Regions from separate parts of the Homo sapiens genome. Here region 2 is linked to region 1. Evidence: chromatin contacts called from ENCODE Hi-C or POLR2A ChIA-PET data. All regions are on one chromosome and are shown on one strand. Each heading gives the region's core, a stretch centred on a gene start or an enhancer-like site at or near the end of the contact. The rest is flanking DNA. Distances are from core to core; before and after follow the strand shown.

Region 1 (6,665 bases), core at 2,322-4,821:
CAGACCCCCAGGCCTGAGCGCCAGCCCTTCACTGATCAGCTAGCCTCTGCCTGCAAGTCTAAGGTCTGCAGAATCGAGGGAGGCCAGCATGGCACACAGCGGTCCAGACTCGCAGTGACAAGGTGGCTGCAGTGCATGGAGGGCCACCGGAGGCTGGCACTGGTGTCTCCTGCACACAACGCAGGGAGGGTGAGGATGGGGTCCATGCACCTGCCAGGGTGGGGATGGACAAGACCCCTCCAGCAGGGCCAGGCAGGCTGGGCAGCCCTCTGTCCCTCAAAGTCCACCCGCCCATGACAGCTAAGATTAAAGTGACTGCTGCGTTGAAGAAGGAGGGAGGCAGAGAGACAGCAGCCAGCAGCTCCAAAGGGGATCCCAGGCAAGTGATGAGCAGTGGGGAAACCCTCTCTCCAGTCAGCTTGTCATGTCATACAGGCTTTCCTGACCTCAGCAATGCGGATATGAGGGGCAGGAATACACTCTGGGGTGGGGCCGTCCTGGGCACCGCAGGGTGCTGGGCAGCATCCCTGGCCTCCACCCACTCCATGCCAGGAAACCCCCCGACCCCTGTCTGACAGCCACAAATGTCTCCAGACATCGCCCAGTGTCCCCTGGGGGCAGGACCACCCCCATGGAGAACCACACGTCTAAGGCCACACCTTTACTCCACACAGCATTTCCAGATTCACCAAACCACTCTCCGTGCTTGTCCCCTCAGATTACTTCATGTCATGCAGCTGTTCACATCTGGCTTCTTGGCCAGCCAGCCCTTCTTGAGAAAACAAAGTCTGGATCTATGTCATCTCAGCAGCCCCCTCACAGATCCCTCACCCCAACCCCAGACCCTACGTAGCACATTGCCTGCAAAGATGCTCAAGACGTGTTTTGCAATGAACAAGAGAATGAGCAGCCCGCCTGCTCCGGGCTGCTCACCTGTTCTAGCCACCTTCACCATGTTGGCCTCCAGCTCCCGTCTTCAGCTGAGCACAGGGGCCTGTCCCAGGATTCTTGGAAGCGGCTTCCTAAGGCATCATGCTTTTGTGTTCTCCTTCTCTTACCAGCCTTTCTTTCCCTCTCACGTTTCTCTCCCTTTCTGACCATGAGCAGGGCTGCAGTGCAGCTGCTGATGGTCAAGATGAAGATGGGGAATGTGCCAGTGAAAACCTGGCATGCGGAGGCCTCACCTCACTCACCCTCTCCTGTCCCAGCTTCAAAATCTTTCAGAGCGACTCATGCTGCCAGAGGGTGGAGGAGTGGACCTTGAAATGACAAGTGACAGTTCCTCAGCAGTAGCATCTCCTGCTTTCTCAGCCTGGTGACCTGACCCGGCAGCACGCCCACTGGGCACCTGTGCCCACCTGGGGATGGGGTCTCGTCCTGCCTGTGTGACCCTTCCTCCTGACAGCCATCTCTAGAGACAGCCAGTGAGGGCAGGGCAACAGGCAGTGCATGTTCTTTCCACATCTCCATGACTGATTCTGGCCAGGAGGAGGCTGGCTTTCTGGATCCCACCAACATCACATAGGGGACCTTTTCAATCTACCTCCTACCTCCCCTCCAGTCGTGATTTGATTCTGGAATTTAAGAAGCGGAGAAAGAGCCTAGTTCAAATTCAAGAATTTCCATCTAAAACCACAGCATGGAGAGGCCCCTTTAAAAACCACCTAACCCAGCTCTTTCATCAAACAGATGAAGAAACTTACCTAAAGATGTTAAGTGGTTTGCCCAAATTGCAAAGCCTGATATATGGGAAAATACTTCCATGGGAAATAAGAAAATGATAAATTTAAAAAAAATTTTAAATGAGGCTCTAATTCCTGAAAAATGACTTACTTAAACTGGGGACTGGGCAGAAAATAATATTGTAGAAGGTAGAACAGCATTTCTTTGGGAGGATTTATCTTTTTAAGTATATAGTGGTCTTCTACCACTATCCTACAACAGGTTGCAGGACAAATAATGTATTTTAATCTTTGGGGGAGTCTTTGTGTAAGTCAGACCTTATTCATTTTCATTCCAACAACACTCGCAGCCATTGGATCCTAATTATCACATCTAATAAGGCTGATGGCTAATCAGCTTGCCTTTTTAAGAAAAAAAGGCCGGGCACGGTGGCTTATGCCTGTAATCCCAGCACTTTGGGAGGCCGAGGCAGGTGGATCATGAGGTCAGAAGATCGAGACCATCCTGGCTAACACGGTGAAACCCCGTCTCTACTACAAATACAAAAAAATTAGCCGGGTGCGGTGGCGGGCGCCTGTAGTCCCAGCTACTCGGGAGGCTGAGGCGGAAGAATGGCGTGAACCCGGGAGGCGGAGCTTCCTGGGCGACAGAACGAGACTCTGTCTCCAAAAAAAACACAAATGACATTCCATTATAAGTTTCTGCTGCAAAAGAAAGTTGGGAAATTTGTTTAGATACTTTAAATAGTCCTAAGATTAGCTGAAATGCCGGTAACAAACGTGCAATGAACATTTTCTTGGGGGCATTCAGCAACAAAGTGAATCGTCCTTAAAAAAAATCCATACAACTAAAGCGAGTCTCACCACGGGAACCACAGGAGCTGTTTTAGTGAGGGGCTGGAGTGTCTGTTACAGGCGGCACTTTTGCGGCTGTTGCTGCATTAGTCAGATTGCACTCGAGATGAATGAGGAAGAATAAAGTCTTCACCAAAAACCTGTCTTGGCTAACAGTTCTGAATTTATAGCCCTGGCAGTGGGGGCGGGGGCTGGGGGCGGGGCTGGGAGGAGGGGAAGAAATGTGTCACCCGCTCTGAATGAAGTTCAGGGGTGGTGTTTACCTAAGCAACAAACCCTTGTCAACAATCGCTATCTCTGGCTTGCCAGCGGAGGAGGTGGGGGAGTGAGGCTGTTTTGATCAAAATCCAACCTGTGGCTGCAAAGTGCCCATCAACAGGGCACTTTGTTAGTGGGAACGTGCGACCTCTCTTAATAAACATAACATACACATCCCACTGAGGGCCACGGGTGGACCCAACTTCTTAACAGGAACATTGAGCACATGAAACCAGAAGGTGCTGGGTCCAATTTCCACCCTCAGCCAACCCTATCTGTGAATGTCTCTACATGTGAGCCAGCCAGGGCTCAACTCTTTGCTCTTCTGAAATTCTTAGGCAGCAGAAATGAAGGCATCGTGCTGAAAAGCGCTCCAGAAATTGCGGATTTATCAGTGATGTACGGTAGTAGGTTGGACAAGTAATGATTTTCTGAACACCAGGAATTAGATCAAAAAAGAAATTCCACTTAAGACTAAAATAAGTCTCCAGTTGAGAGCAGTCTAGGACATATTCGAATGGCCAGAAGTTTGTTTCAATGGGGCCTCTGCGTTTGTGCAGCCTGGGAGTCAACATTACAATATTGGTTCTTTCAAGCAGATCCCGAGTGGATCCATGTCTGCCTGTTGTGGCAAATCAAACTCAAATTTAATCAGAGAAAAATATATGCAGATGTTCAATTAAAACCTGGAGTCCGCAGTCTTGGCACTGTTTGCCCGGCCCTCATTGTTTGCTAAGTAACAACGGTTGCCAGGGGCAACGCAGTCCACTCCCGTTTCCAAGAGCCTGTTGCTGGGCAACCGGGAGAATACTTCCCAAACCAAACAATGTCATCCCGGAGCAACCCCCTCTATCTCACATTAACCAGATCTAAAAAAAACCCTCTCAAATATGTAATCTATTATTTTCAGAAGCCCTAAGAGAAAGGCAAATAATCTCTTCTCTATAGTAACTGAGGGGAAAACAGTTTACCATATTTGTTCTGAAATAACAAAACCCAAGGAGGAACAACTCTCTCTGAGGTAAGAGGGCATCACAGGAGGGATTTCAATCCTTCCTAGTACTGGGAGGAGAAAGTGCCCTTTTCTCCAAGAGGAAAGAATCTATTTATCATCAAACAAACAATGTGGGAGAGTTCATAGCTGCACAAGTGTTTTCTGGGCGAAGTAAAATGAATCATGGATTAAGCTATTTGGAAAAAAGTGTGAAAACAGAGGAGTTGATACCAAATTAAAACGACTTTTGGAAATATCATGTACGTATGGAACAAGTGCAAAGGGAACCACTGACTCAGCGTCAGAAATGCCTTGTGGGGCTTTGCCGGGAGGGACTTACAGTATATCTTTGACATCACTGCGCCGGCTCTTCCCTCCCTACCCGGAGAGAGGAAGACTTTTCTAAGAGGAAGCCAGGCCACATCAGATGCCCCCAGATGGCAGGACACACAAGGGACACATATCTCCGGAAAGAGGAGGCACATGGTTGGGCAATCTCGACCCATGAAGGGGGAAAAGAAAAGGGCTAAACTGAAGCTAGTGCAGCTTTTGTTCTGCCTGGAGCAGTTCAGGCTGAGCATGGCTTCTCTGAGGCTTTGGGACCAGGAGAGGGTGAAGTGGCACCACCACCTTTCAAGGGGAACACAGAGCTCTAAGCAGTGCTCTTGTTTTTGGTGGGCCCAGCCAAGGATCTTAAAACATTTTGATAGAATGAGCAACATGTAGCTGCAGCCTCGATGGGTCAACATTTTGGATGATAAAAGCACACAATGCTGATAGATTTGTGCATGACCAAGCATACCTTTCAAGGAGCTCTCAGCGGAGGTTTGCCCTTTGAGACAGACACAGTCAGTGCACAGAAACTGTTTTTTTAAGATATCATCCAGGAGTCATTCCTAGAATAGGAATGGAATAGACATGCCTCCCTGAGAAGAAAGGAAGACAGATTCTATACTGTTAGAATTTGAATCTGTGTTGCAGGGAGATGAGGAATTTGAAGCCAGACTCTTGGGCTGTTAATGTATGGCTAAGTGGTGATGTGGTGACAACCTTGAATGCTAGTCCTGGAGGTCAAATCACCAGCAGCTGGTGCCATGGGAGGCTTTGCTTAGGGGACACGGCTGGGTTCTGCCTGGATGCTGCATCCCAAGGGAGGCATTGAGGTGCGGCTGTGAGGACTCCAAACCCCATGTCCAGAAGGATGAGTAACAGAGATCCTGTGTCATTCATTGATTTCAATAAAATATTTATTGGATCCATAGCATGGGCCTGGCATTGACCAGTCATCAAAACACAATTCCCTGCCCTCATGGAGTTTCTATTCTAGACCATGCGGGAGGATAGGAGCATATGGACAGTAAACAAGGTAAGTGAGAAAAATATGTCGTACGTCAGATGACACCCTATATCATATGGTGACAAGTACCAGGGGGAAAAGGAAGCAGACAGAAGGAGTGCTGGGATAGGAAGGGGTTGCAATTTTTAAAGCGTTGTCAAATGCTTCCCTGGGTGGGCTCATTAAAGAGATGAGGAAGGTGTGGGACGGAGCTGTCCAGATATCCTGGGGAAGAGCGTTCCTAATGGAGGGAAAAGCCAGTACAAAGGCCCCGAGGTGGGACAATGCCTGGCTTGAAACTGGAGCTGAGTGAACCAGAAGGCAAGGAGAAAGGCCCACACAGGCCATTGTAGGGGCTCTGGCTTTTGCTTGGGGTAAATGGAAGCCATCACAAGGTTTGAGCCCAGGAATGGCCTGGTTTGACTTGCATTTTAACCAGGCCCCTCTGGCTGCTGGGTTGAGAATAGGGGAAGAAGGAAAAGGGTGGGAGCAGAGAGAGCAATCTGGAGGCTAATGTGATAATCTGGGCAAGGGAGGGGGGCCTGGCTGTGAGCCATGGAGGGGCAAAGCCGTCAGACTCTGGATAAACATAGGAGGTAGAGTCAGCCAGATCTGCTGACGGGTCAAGGGTACCTCCAAGGTTTTTGGCAACTAAAAGGATGAGGTCAGGAAAATTACCCAAGAAAAAGGCCTGGAGAGCACTTGGGAGTTGAGTTCTGAAGGTGTAAAGTGTGAGAGGCTCCTAGACACCCAGGTTGAGATGCTGAGAAAGCAGGCAGATTACATAAGTCTCAGGCTGAGGGGTGAGCTGGAGCCATCAGTGTATAGAGAATGCAGGCTGGAGCCATCAGTGTATAGAATATATGAACTAGAGCCATCAATGTATAGATAACATAGCTGGAACCATCAGTGTGTAGGGGACATGACCTAGAGCCACCAGTGTCTAGAGGATGTGGGCTGAAGCCATCAGTGTATAGAGAACATGGGATGGGGCCATCAGTGTATAGATGACATGGCTGGAGCCATCAGTGTATAGAGAACATGAGCTAGAGCCACCAGTGTATACAGGATGTAGGCTGGAGTCATCAGTGTATAAATGACCTAGTTAAAACCATAAGACTATCTGGGCTCACCAAGGAAGAGCAGAGAGAAGAGGCCTAGGGCTGAGTTCTGGGGCTGTCTACCATTTAGAGATCCCAAAGAAGCAGGAGCCTGAAAAGAGGCCAAAGAAGTATAAGCAAGTGGTGTCCTGAGAACCAAGTGACTCTGGGGCTGAGTGGTGATCACTGGAATCAGCAAAGTGGAGGTCACCAGTGATTGTGACAGAGGAGCTCCAGGGGAAAAGTGTGTGCAAAAGCCACAGAGGTTGGAGCAGGTTCAAGAGAGCCCCAAGTGGAGCAGAACTGGAGACAGGAGGACCAGATGGCTCTTTTGAGGAATTTTTGCTAGAAAGATAGGAAGAGGAATGGGGAGGCAGCTGGAAGAGGAAACTGAGAGCGGGTTTCTGAAAATGAAAGAAATAATAGCAGGTAGGACCTAC
Region 2 (6,665 bases), core at 1,137-3,636, 460 kb after region 1:
GACCCACTGCACCTGGCCTTTTTTTTTTTTAGACAAGTCTTGCCCTGTCACCCAGGCTGGAGTGCAATGGCGTGACCTCAGCTCACTGCAACTTCCACCTTCCGGGTTTAAGGGATTCTCCTGCCTCAGACTCCCGAGTAACTGGCATTACAGGTGTGGACCACCACGCCTGGCTAATTTTTGTATTTTTAGTAGAGACGGGGTCTCACTATATTGCCCAGGCTAGTTTTGAACTCCTGAGCTCAAGTGATTCGCCCCCCTCAGCCTCCCAAAGTGCTGGGATTACAGGTGTGAGCCCCCGGCCATGCCTTCCTTTTTGCCCAAACAAGATCAACCCATGTACACAGTCACGTGGAGGCACCACACTCTCAGCCCACTGGCAGCAATGATGGCTGGTCCTATTGAGCACCTGCTGTATGCCAGGCACTATTCTGGCTCCCTGATTCTGGACAACAGTCCCACAAGGTGGTCACTGGTGTTAGTCTCATTTCATATACGGGGAAACTGAGGCACAGAGAGATGGAGAGATTTCAAGGTCATGTAGCCAGCAGAGGCAGAGCTGGGATTTGAAGCCAAGTGAGTCAAATCCTATGCTCTGGTGCTGCTCAACTGGAAACACATCGATGCCCGCATGCATCCTCCTGAGTACACAGTATCACATCAGAGACACTCAGTCCCAGAGTAGCAGGATGTGTGCCTCAACTTCACAAAGCTCACTTGCTGTGCACAATCATACCTTGCAAGCTGGGAGTGGTGGTTCCTGCCTCTAATCCCAGCACCCTGGGAGGCTGAGACGGGAGGATCTCTTGAGGAAATGCTGTGGTCGTTTCCTCAACTTCAGGAGTTCCAGACCAGTCTAAGCGAGAATGTACCTTGCAACTCTTTTTTTTTTTTTTTTTTTTTTGAGACGGAGTTTTGCTCTGATGCCCAGGCTGGAGTGCAGTGGCACAATCTCGGCTCACTGCAACCTCTGCCTCGTGGGTTCAAGTGATTCACCTGCCTCAGCCTCCCAAGTAGCTGGGATGACAGGCGCCCGCCACTGCGCCCAGCTAATTTTTTTGTATTTTTAGTAGAGACGGGGGTTTCACCATGTTGGCCAGGCCAGTCTCGAACTCCTGACCTCAGGTGATCTGCCTGCCTAGGCCTCCCAAAGTGCTGGGATTACAGGCGTGAGCCACCATGCCTGGCCTGTACCTTGCAACTCTTACACAAAACCCCAGGTGCACACACTCGGGTGCCAGTCTGTGTTTTCCAGAGACCTGGATGTAGCTTTTCCAGCTACTCGACTCATTTGGATGATGTAATTCCCCTCTCTGTGTCTCTTTTCTCCTCAACATGTGTAAACACTCCTTTATGGCTCTAGATCAATCTCAGGCTGGGTGTTCATGCCTGTAATCCCAGCATTTTTGGGAGGCCAAGGCAGGAGGATCACTTGAGTTCAGGAGTTGGAGACCAGCCTGGGGAATATAGCGAGACCCCGTCTTTAAAAAAAAAAAAAAAAAAAAAAAAAAAAAGGCCTGGTGCTGTGGCTCATGCCTGTAATCCCAGCACTTTGGGAGGCCGAGGCGGGAAGATCACGAGGTCAGGAGACCAGCCTGGCTAACATAGTGGATCCCTGTCTCTACTAAAAATACAAAAAATTAGCTGGGCGTGGTGGTGGGTGCCTGTAATCCCAGCTGCTTGGGAGGCTGAGGCAGGAGAATCGTTTGAAGCTGGGAGGCGGAGGTTGCAGCGAGTTGAGATCACGCCACTGCACTCCAGCCCGGGCGACAGTGCGAGACTCCATCTCAAAAAAAAAAAAAAAAAAAAAAAAATAGCAGGGTATGGTAGTGTGCACCTGTAGTCCCAGCTATTAATACATGGGAGGCTGGGGCAGGAGGATTGGTTGAGCCCAGGAGTTCCAGACCAGCCTGGGCAACATAGTGAGACCCCATCTCTACAAGAAATAATAATAAGAATAATAAAATAGCTGAGTGTGGTGGCACGTGCCTGTAGTCCCAGCTACTCAGGAGACTGAGGTGGGAGGATCACTTGAGCCTGGGAGTTCAAGGCTGCAGTGAGTCATGATTATGCCACTGTACTCCAGCCTGGCCAATAGAGCGAGACCGTGTCTCAAAAAACAATAAGATGCACTTCACTCCACACTTTCCTTTCCTCTTTTCTTCAGTTCCATCTGGCCCCTAGCTCACTCCGTAGCTGTCTGACTCATGCAAATTGCTCCGCTCACACCACTAATGCTCTGTTAGGCTTCACTCTGCCCTGGGGTAGATAGAGGACCCAGGCCAGGTAAAAGTTAACCCTCGAAGAGGTCACTGGCTACATGATGGGAGACACACTACAAGGACCCTGAGAGGAGAAGATTGTTGCTGGGAAACAATCAAGGTGGACTTCCTGGGGGAGGAGTCTGTTCACTCAACCTCAGAGGCAGAAGAAGGAGGGCCCCCCTGGCACAGCCTGGGGTGCTGTCCCTTCCAACTACTTCCTGTGCAATCCCTCCCTCAAGGCCTGTGATGGTGAGGGTGGAGAGTGAGGCCCTTCCCCAGTGGGTGAGGAAAACCAGGGCCCACGCTTACTTCGAGGAGACAGCTGAGCACAGAGGTGTGACTCCAGCAAACGTGAGGTGCTAAGAGGGTGACGTTGAGTGCTCCACGGTGGGCGGGGCCGCCTGGCTCAGATGTCCCGACCACAGTGCGTCACGGCGCTCCCTGACTGCGGCCTGAGTCTTCCCCAGGCGTTGAGGTCTTGTTTCCCTTCCCTGGGGGGCATGTTCAGAGCTCCGCCAAGCCCCCCAGCACAGATAGGAGTTCAGACCAGTCACAGTGAGACCTTGGCCAAGAGACCTCACTTTCTGGAGTTTTAATTTCTGTGCCCACGTTTTAGGGATGATGTTGTACCACAGAGCTGTAGAGAAACGTCAGTGACCATCACAATGACAGGTTGCCTTTATTGAACATTTACTATGTGCTCGGCACGGTGCTCAGAGCAAGCTTTCCACTATTCTTTGAGATCCACTATGATTCCCATTTAACACATCTGAACAATGAGCTGAATCAGAGAAGTGAAGCAGCTTGCCCAAGATCACACAGCAAAAACTCCCACTCTTTCTCTCTCTTTTTTTTTTCTTTTTTTTTTTTGAGACAGAGTCTTGCTCTGTTGTCCAGGCTGGAGTGCAGTGGCACAATCCCCACTCACTGCAACCTCTGCCTCCCGCATTCAAGCGATTCTCCTGCCTCAGCCCCCCAAGTAACTGGGATTACAGGCATGTGCCACCATGCCCAACTAATTTTTTGTATTTTTAGTAGAGACGGGATTTCACCATGTTAATCAGGCTGGTCTCGAACTCCCGATCTCAGGTGATCCACCTGCCTCAGCCTCCCAAAGTGCTGGGATTACAGGCATGAGCCACCATGCCCAGCCTGTCTTTCTTTTTTTATTTTTGTTTTTATTTTAAAGACAAGGTCTTGCTCTTTTTTGCCCAGGCTGGAGTGCAGTGGTATGACCACAGCTCACTGGAACCTCTGCCTCCCCAGGTCAAGCGATCCTCCCACCTCAGCCTCTCTGAGTAGCTGGGACCACAGGTGTGTGCCATGACACCTGGCTAATTACTTTTCTTTTTTTTTTTTTGAGATGGAGTCTTGCTCTGTTGCCCAGGCTGGAGTGCAGTGGCGTGATCTTGGCTCACCACAACCTCTGCCTCCCGGGTTCAGGAGATTCTCCTGCCTTAGTCCGCCAAGTAGCTGGGACTACAGGTGTGTGCCACCATGCCTGGCTGATTTTTGTGTTTTTAGTAGAGATGGGGTTTCAGTATGTTGGCCCGGCCTTGTTTTTTTTTTCTTGTAGAGATGGGATCTTGCTATACTGCCCAGGCTGGTCTTGAACTCCTGGGTTCAAGCGATCCTCCTACCTTGGATTCCCAAAGTGTTCGGATTACAGGCATGAGCCACTGTGCCCATCCCACACAGCCAGAACTCTGAAGAGCTGGAATTGAAGACTCCACAGGCAGCAAACATTTTTCTGAAAAGGACCAGACAGTAAATATTTTGGGCTTTGTGAGCTAGTCAGTCCCTTTTCACAACTCTTCAACTCCACCATAGTGTCAGGAAAGCCACCATAGACAATACGGAATGAAGGGAGGATCACTTGAGCCTGGGAGTTCGAATGAATGAAGGCCAGGTGCGGTGGCTCAGGCCTGTAATCCCAGCACTTTGGGAGGCCAAAGAGGTGGATCAGGAGGTCAGGAGATCAAAACCGGCCTGGCCAAGACGGTGTAAACCCTGTCTCTACTAAAAACATAAAAATTAGGCATGGATGCGGGTGCCTGTAATGCCAGCTACTCAGGAGGCTAAGGCAGAGAATTGCTTGAACCTGGGAGGCAGAGTTTTCAGTGAGCCGAGATCATGCCATGGCACTCCAGCCTGGGCGACAGGGCGAGACTCCATCTCAAAACAAAAACAAAAACAAAAACAAAACCAGAAAAGACAATATGGAATGAATGAGTGTGGCTGTGTGCCAGGCACACTTTATTTATGGACAGTAAATGGGAAAGTCATATCATTTGCACATGTCAGGAAATGTTATTTTTCTTTTGACATTTTTCCAGACATTCAAAAACAAAAACAATTAAGTGAAAGGATCTTCATCTACAAGGCTGTACAAAAACTGGCAGTGGGCCATATTTAGCTTTTGGCTGGAGTTTGCTGATCCTGGCTCTAGAGTGTTCTTAACCTTTATGCTATAATTATTTCTCTTTTCATTTTTTTTTTTTTTTTTTTTGAGATAGGGTCTCACTCTGTCACCCAGCCTGGAGTGCAGTGGTGCGATCCTAGCTCACTGCAGCCGCAACCTTCTGGTTTCAAGTGATCTTCCAACTCAGCCTCCTAAGTAGCTGGGACTACAGGCATGAGCCACCATGCCCAGTGGCATCAGGATCTTTAAATCTTTTTAAAATTAATTAAGTTTTTTTTTTTTTTGAGACAGAGCCTTGCTCTGTTGCCCAGGCTGGCGAGCAGTGGTGTGATCTCGGCTCACTGCAACCTCCGCCTCCCAGGTTCAAGCGATTCTCCTGCCTCAGCCTCCCGAGTAGCTGGGATTACAGGCATGCACCACCACACCCATCTAATTTTTGTATTTTTAGTAGAGACGGGGTTTCACCATGTTGGCCAGGCTGCTCTCGAACTCCTGGCCTTAAGTGATCCTCCTGCCTCGGCCTCCCAATGTGTAGGGATTACACGCGTGAGCCATCACGCCCGGCCTAGAGTGCTCTTAACCTTTATGCTATATTTCTTTCTCTTTTCCTTTTTTTATTTATTTTATTTATTTTTTAAAGATAGGATCTCGCTCTGTTGCCCAGGCTGGAGTGCAGTGGTACAATCATACCTCACTGCAGCCTTGACCTCCTGGGCTCAAGCAGTCCTCCCACCTCAGCTTCTTGAGTAGCTGGGAATACAGGCATGAGGCACCATGCTCAGCGACATCAGTATCTTTAAATCTTTATTCCTGGCCTGGTGCAGTGGCTCATGTGTGTAATCCCAGCATTCTGGGAGGCTGAGGCGGGTGGATCACTTGAGGTTAGGAGTTCAAGACCAGCCTGGCCAACATGGAGAAACCTTGTCTCTACTAAAAGGAGGCAGAGGTTGCAGTGAGCCGAGATGGTGCCACTGCACTCTGGCCTGGATGACGGAGCAAAACTGTCTCAAGAAAAAAAAAAATCTTTATTCCTGGTTGGTCAGCTTCCTTGGAGAGCGACCTTCTACCTATGCATCTTCTGGATCCTGGATGTGGAGGGAGTAGAGGCAAGCGCTGAGGGCATGTGTGTGTCTTAATTTCAACATTCACATTCCAGGTTCAATGAACACTCCTGTTTCCCACTACCTGCCATTTTTTTTTCTCTTTCCAGAAACCCTGCCATTTTCCTTTCTCTCTCTTTTTTTTTTTTTTTTTTTTTGCTTTTTTTTTGAGATGGAGTTTCACTCTTGTCGCCCAGGTTGGAGTGCAAAGGTGCGATCTTGGCTCACTGCAACCTCTGCCTCCCGGGTTCAAGCAATTCTCCTGCCTCAGCCTCCTGAGTAGCTGGGATTACAGGTATGTGCCACCATGCTGGCTAACTTTTTTTTGTATTTTTAGTAGAGGCGGGGTTTCACCATGTTGGCCAGGCTGGTCTTGAACTCCTAACCTCAGGTGATTCACTCACCTCCGCCTCCCAAAGTGCTGGGATGACAGGTGTGAGCCACCGCGCCCAGCCCGTTTTCCTTTCTGCTTTTTTTTTTTTTTTTTTTTTTTGGAAACGGAGTCTTGCTCTGTCGCCAGGCTGGAGTGCAGTGGGGTGATCTCGGCTTACTGCAATCTCCGCCTCCTGGGTTCCAGCGATTCTCCTGCTTCAGCCTCCCGAGTGGCTGGGACTACAGTGCGCACCACCACGCCCATGTAATTTTTTGTATTTTTAGTAGAGACGGGTTTCACCATGTTGGCCAGGATGGTCTCGATCTCTTGACCTTGTGATCCACCTGCCTTGGCCTCCCAAAGTGCTGGGATTACAGGTTTGAGCCACCGCCCCGGCCATTCCTTTCTCTTAAGGGAAAAAAAAAAAAAAAAAAAAAAGGCTGCACGCCGTGGCTCACACCTGTAATCCCAGTACTTTCGGAGGCCAGGGCAGGAGGACCCATTCA

The links. Hi-C counts contacts between places; a loop is a spot of excess contacts on that map. ChIA-PET counts read pairs that join two places held with the same protein, here RNA polymerase II (POLR2A). Pooled maps may share reads with other maps.
Region 2: a loop to region 1 is called in a map with no recorded cell type, with 9 times the contacts of the local background. The contact joins two enhancer-like sites. A Hi-C loop is called at or near these places in 1 of 37 single-sample maps with no recorded cell type and 2 of 50 pooled maps. POLR2A ChIA-PET finds 5 or more read pairs at or near these places in 1 of 52 experiments (PC-9).

Annotation. Positions count from the first base shown.
Region 1 is chr19:6,063,265-6,069,929 of GRCh38, forward strand. All of the region lies in intron 1 of RFX2 (regulatory factor X2), which reads right to left. All of the region lies in intron 1 of RFX2-AS1 (RFX2 antisense RNA 1), which reads left to right. Among named protein-coding and RNA genes, the nearest start is that of RFX2-AS1, 4.0 kb to the left of the region's middle. RefSeq lists enhancers at 2,618-3,119, 2,634-2,928. Within about 2 kb of position 3,572, at least 30 of the 41 ENCODE cell types and tissues checked have a DNase peak (open chromatin) inside an H3K27ac peak, as active enhancers do.
Region 2 is chr19:6,519,850-6,526,514 of GRCh38, forward strand. No RefSeq gene overlaps it. Among named protein-coding and RNA genes, the nearest start is that of TNFSF9, 7.8 kb to the right of the region's middle. RefSeq lists an enhancer at 2,242-2,491. Within about 2 kb of position 2,387, at least 7 of the 41 ENCODE cell types and tissues checked have a DNase peak (open chromatin) inside an H3K27ac peak, as active enhancers do.